Regions from separate parts of the Homo sapiens genome. Here region 1 is linked to region 2. A link is a loop called in an ENCODE intact Hi-C map of the cell type or tissue named here. Cell type or tissue: breast epithelium. All regions are shown on one strand. Each heading gives the region's core, and the rest is flanking DNA. Links, peaks and the distances in the headings are about the cores only.

Region 1 (2,811 bases), core at 94-2,593, 170 kb after region 2:
AGGTGGAGGCGGAGGTTGCAGTGAGCTGAGATTGTGTCACTGGACTCCAGCCTGGGCAACAGAGCAAGACTCTGTCTCAAAAAAAAAAAAAAAAAAGAAAGAAAGAAAGAAAGAGAAGAAAAAGAAAAAGAGGCAAAGTACTGTTGACATTTGGATGTAACATGCATACAAAAGATAAACTAACAATTATTATTCTCAGGTTATTGACTTGTGGGTGATTTTAACATAGCGAGCTTCTACTTTTTTTATATTATAACATGTGGACAAGGTTAAAATGCTTAAAAATCTCTTCACCATCTGTCTTCTCTCTCACTTAAGGAATAGGAATTTGGCCAGCAAGTTGCTACTCATTCATTGTTCGCATCCAACACCGAGGAGACAGAGGTGCTGAAATCTGTCACAGGGGGCAAGAAGCAGGTCTGAAATTCAAAGGAGCTGGAATCCTCCTTCTCCCAGGAGATTAGATCCTTCTCATTCTCCCCAAAGAATGACAGGGCTGAACCAGGTGCTACGAAACTCTACTATGTTAAAAGAGTAACCAAAGCTGTCACTCATTAAACGTGCCCAATGGTGGCATCTTGAGGCCAATGCTTCCCTCTAAACCACCAAACTGTCATAGACCCTCAGAACCAGAGTGCCAGGTTAGGTCACAAGAAGTCATCTTGTTCTAGACCACCCACTGGCTGTCCATCAGAAGTCCCCCTCTCCAGATGGCTGTCTCCTGAGGTCCTCAGCAGCTGAGTTTGGCCCACTTTGAACTATGATGCTACCTACACGTCACACGTGAACATAGGCATTACACGGAACCATGGGCACCGTTCTTCTCTGGAAGGTACTCAGTTACAGGGACTGCTCATAGGTGGCTAGCCTTTAGGATTACTGATGGCATATTCTGGGTTTCTGCATAAAGCTTTTGTTTGCAGAGAGGACGCTGGGTTAGAACATTTATTTCTATAAAAAAAAAGCACCTCATTCAGGGCAATTCGCCTTTGAGGTCTCACGTGAAATTGAATTGGCAGGTTCATAAAGCATGGTGCCATTCCTCACTGTGTATCTTTGGGAAAATCTGTTAGCCTCTCTGTGAGTCAGTTTTCTCATCTGAAAAACAGGGACAAGTCTCACTTATCCCACGGGGTGGTTGGAGGAAGAGCCCGGCACAGTCTCTGACTCCCAGTGAGTGCTCGGCATACCAGATATCATCTCTTCTTGCAAAGTGGCATCCCTGGCTTCCTGGTGGCCCCAGAACCGAGCACGCCAGCTGGTATACAACAGACTCACTGGGGGTCCTTTGGTGGCTCTGATCAGCATGCTGATCCAGAGAGTTGCCTAAAGCTTCCATTTGGGGCTCTCATCCTGCGTTTCCGGGGTGTTTTCTAACCGTAAAGAAGACAGGCATCATGGTACTGATTTCAATTTTCAGGAATAGTTGGTGATAGCAGAGGCTGCTGAGAATCTGCAATTTCACACTTTTATAGATCCAGAGTCAGTAGATAAAAAGCATCTAGTCTTCCTGGCTCCATATACTCTCTCATCCCAAGCTGCTTTCTGACTCTCCTTAGAGATCTCAGCCTTTATCCAATGCGTAGTCCAATTTCTTGGGAAATTAGACTTGCAATAGAAAATTTTCCATTGTTTCACACAGGGCCAAGGGAAAAAAGCCTATGTCAGCTGATTCATCATACTTACTAATTGTTCCTGCGTTCTTTGGAGATTTAGAAAGCACAGCTCTGCCAAATCTACTGAAAATGCTTTATTCAAACATGAAAAATAGTCTTCATTTTGCCTATCGTTTTTCCTATCAATTTATAGCCTGTAAGTTTTCACAAGTCCTTCTACTTAGGATACAATTTGGGGGAAGACTTTTGCTTATAATAAGCACAATTCTAAATAAACTTGTGTTATTCAATCTAGTTGTTTTTGCTTCCTTAATAAGTCTAAAGTATAATGCTCTGACATAGATTCGAAGTTGATTTCAAAGAAGTATTTCTCATATTTCAGCTTCTGCCTGTCACATTCTTCTGCTCCCTCAAATCAGCTGAGGTTCTAAGCACCAAGGAGATGAACACTATTTGTGGATGGGAGCCATTTCTCCAAGGAAATGATTCTGCTGTCTGCCTTTGCCATACATAACACACACAATAAAATGAAGAACAACCTTCTATTTTGAATGCCCTTGAATGCTTGAGCTGAGAGCCTAATAGGCATCTATATAAAATTTTTAAAAGGCCACCACTCAAAATTGAGAAGGAATTATAAGCAAGCAATGTTAGGAGAACATCCTCAGCAGCACCTCCCAGCACATGCCTCTATAGTACGAGAAGAGCAGCCCGCGTGGCCCTTCCTCACCACTTCATGGTGTAGGACGTGGGCCGATGCCAGGCTCAGGGACAGACACATGCAGGACAGAAGCACTGTGGCATGAAAGAAAATTCTCCACGGTCTTTGGTCACAATTACTGAGCCTCAGCAGCAACACTCCAGTTGCCAGAGGGAGGGGAAAGCTGTGCATTGGGCATGAGTGCTTTCATGCCTGGACCTGTGCTTTATGTGAGGCCAATGCTGGTACTACACCAGCTAGAGCCATCCCAGCATCCCTGGGGGTTCGTGCCCAGACTTATAGATGAGGAAACTGCTACCTAAGAGATGCTGGATGACTGACCAGGATAGTACGGCCCATAAAACGTGGGACTTGGATTTGAACCCGGCACTGTCCTCTCAGAGTGGAACTCATGACCCCCACCAGCTAAGGCTGTGGGGCTCCAGACATCTGGACTCCTGGGGAGGGGGCCTGGGGAGAGATGCGGGAAAGGCA
Region 2 (2,811 bases), core at 95-2,594:
CCAAAACATGAGGGAGTGAGGGATGCCATATCATACTTTACCACTGAAATATGGCCAGGAAGTGATGTCCCTGAGGCACAGCAATGATAGGGCTCACTGCCACATGGCAAAGAAAAGGGGCATTTGCAGGAGAGGCAGGCTATGATTTCATCAGCCATGTAAACACGGGGATAGGACAGATGCATTTCTCTATGGAATCAAAGGCCCGAATGCATACTCCAGCCCCTGTCATCTACTTTGTTCATTCTCTTCCCTGGAGAATGAAGAAAAGTGGCTAACTCACGGGTAGCCCCAATAGATACGATCTTTTGCTTCCTTTTATCAGTCCTCTGAAACTGCTGCTGCTTTAATTTGGTAGTGGTGGTGAGGGTTTGCAAGGAAGGTGGGAGGAAGATGGAGCAGAGCCCTGTTTACAATGCTTACTCTTGAGTGTGATATTCCCCTTCCTGTGTCCATGTGATCTCATTGTTCAATTCCCACCTATGAGTGAGAATATGCGGTGTTTGGTTTTTTGTTCTTGCGATAGTTTACTGAGAATGATGGTTTCCAATTTCATCCATGTCCCTACAAAGGACATGAACTCATCATTTTTTATGGCTGCATAGTATTCCATGGTGTATATGTGCCACATTTTCTTAATCCAGTCTATCATTGTTGGACATTTGGGTTGGTTCCAAGTCTTTGCTATTGTGAATAGTGCCGCAATAAACATACGTGTGCATGTGTCTTTATAGCAGCATGATTTATAGTCCTTTGGGTATATACCCAGTAATGGGATGGCTGGGTCAAATGGTATTTCTAGTTCTAGATCCCTGAGGAATCGCCACACTGACTTCCACAATGGTTGAACTAGTTTACAGTCCCACCAACAGTGTAAAAGTGTTCCTATTTCTCCACATCCTCTCCAGCACCTGTTGTTTCCTGACTTTTTAATGATTGCCATTCTAACTGGTGTGAGATGATATCTCATAGTGGTTTTGATTTGCATTTCTCTGATGGCCAGTGATGATGAGCCCGGGGTCGGGGGAGGGGGGAGGGATAGCATTGGGAGATATACCTAATGCTAGATGACACGTTAGTGGGTGCAGCGCACCAGCATGGCACATGTATACATATGTAACTAACCTGCACAATGTGCACATGTTCCCTAAAACTTAGAGTATAATAAAAAAAAAATTAAAAAACAAAAAAACAAAAAAACAAAAAAAAAAAACAATGCTTACTCTTATCCAGTTGGCCAGGGTGCCTTACCCTGGAGTCTCCAGGCTGTAATGAGAAATCTCCCATGAGGAACACGGATGTTTAAAGGCTAAGGGGTTTCAAATGAACCAAACTTCTAAGGACGCAGCGGCCGGAACTTGGTCCTGTTTGCAACACGCCCCTGCTGCCCCAAACTCCAATGTTAGGTTGTAGGATGGTACCATGGTGGGCTCTGGGCCACTTCCTGGGGCCAGGGAGCTGCCAGCTAGTGGTCGCCAGAGTGATTCAGCACAACTCCTTCCAGAACCACACACTGGCCACACCCCTCCAGGGTGAAATCTACCTGTGTGGTAGGAGGTTGCTCTGGGAGCTTGGAGCAGCAACAGCACTTTGTGAAAACGGACTGTGGGGTAGGAGACACAGGGTTATTGTTTTGTTGAACACCTCTCCCATATCCCTTCTTCTAGGAACGAGAACATTTTCCCCATGGGAAATCCATTTTTTATAGTTAATTGGAGCTAACTTTCCTATCTAATGGCAGAGGTATGCACATAAGATTGAATCAGAGAGGTCCATCCCACAGGTTATATGATCGGGTCAATGCTGGGCACATGACCGAAGCCAGGGGAGTCAGTGTCTTCCTTGGAACTCGATGCCTGAGCCAGCTGGATCAGGGTCCAGGGCTCCCGTGTCCTTCAGGGCTCTCCTCTGCCCCCAGCTTTGCCATGGAGGCAGGGATTGGCCCTCCTTTCCCTCCTCCCAAGGTTGTCTTCCTCTTGTATTTACCACACTTGCTTTTGCCTCCTGAGAGGCCCCAGGGCTCCTACCTGTGGGCAGGGATGCTGCCTCGGGCCAGCGCATAGCAGATGTGTTCCAAGAACGAATGAGTGAAAAGCCATTTGGGGAAAGCACATCATGTCTCCAGTGCCCTTCCCGGAGGAAGTCAACTGTGGTTCTGCAAACACAGCAGCCTGGGTAAATGAACGCTGTCTGCTGGTTTATCTTTTCTATGTCTCTGGATTTCCACTTATTCATTGACATCAAATGAAGTATTACTGTGGGATCTTATGTAAGGTCATAAAAAGACAGACGTTTTACTTCCTGGAAAGGTAAATTGTTATTCCCTCAAAGTTAAGGAAGAAAACTTATAAGCAGGGAAACCAAAGGGGGCTGAGTGCTGACCTTGGGAGCAGATGCAGCTCCAGCACTGAAAGAAAACATCATTAAAGGAAAGAGGCTCAAAGGCACGGAGCCCGCAGACAACTCTCTGCGCGCCCTGCCTGTCCAGAACCTGCTGATCCCGGTCAGGATAGCGGAGGAGGGGCCAACAGAGTGCTTCCCGTGGCTTTTGTGCGTTAGCTGCCATCTGGCATTTATCTTAGAGACAGAGTGGTCAATAATTTAAAAAGTGCAAATGACTTCTATCCACTTGTAAGATGTTACAAAGGCAGAGATTTGGTTCAAAGTTGCTGCATTAAAAAATGTCTGTCTTCATGAAGACAAGCGATTTCACATCTCTTAGAAAGAATGACAATGGTTTTCTTATCACTACCATATTACATCAATGTAGAGCCTTTGAGTCCTTAATAATGGAACACTTAGGTATTTTGC

The links. Peaks named below come from ENCODE experiments on the same cell type or tissue, not always from the same donor. Only the 100,000 strongest peaks of a DNase experiment are listed, where the experiment ranks them.
Region 1: a loop joins it to region 2, with 10 times the contacts of the local background. A loop is called at or near these places in 1 of 110 quality-filtered maps.

What each region holds. Positions count from the first base shown.
Region 1 is chr10:126,221,312-126,224,122 of GRCh38, forward strand. The region is part of intron 3 of ADAM12 (ADAM metallopeptidase domain 12); the gene reads right to left. Among named protein-coding and RNA genes, the nearest start is that of ADAM12, 170 kb to the right of the region's middle. In breast epithelium, for the core only: no CTCF peak of the experiment used is centred there; no DNase peak of the experiment used is centred there; H3K27ac peaks cover 2,264 bases.
Region 2 is chr10:126,056,200-126,059,010 of GRCh38, forward strand. All of the region lies in intron 14 of ADAM12 (ADAM metallopeptidase domain 12), which reads right to left. Among named protein-coding and RNA genes, the nearest start is that of FANK1-AS1, 84 kb to the left of the region's middle. In breast epithelium, for the core only: no CTCF peak of the experiment used is centred there; no DNase peak of the experiment used is centred there.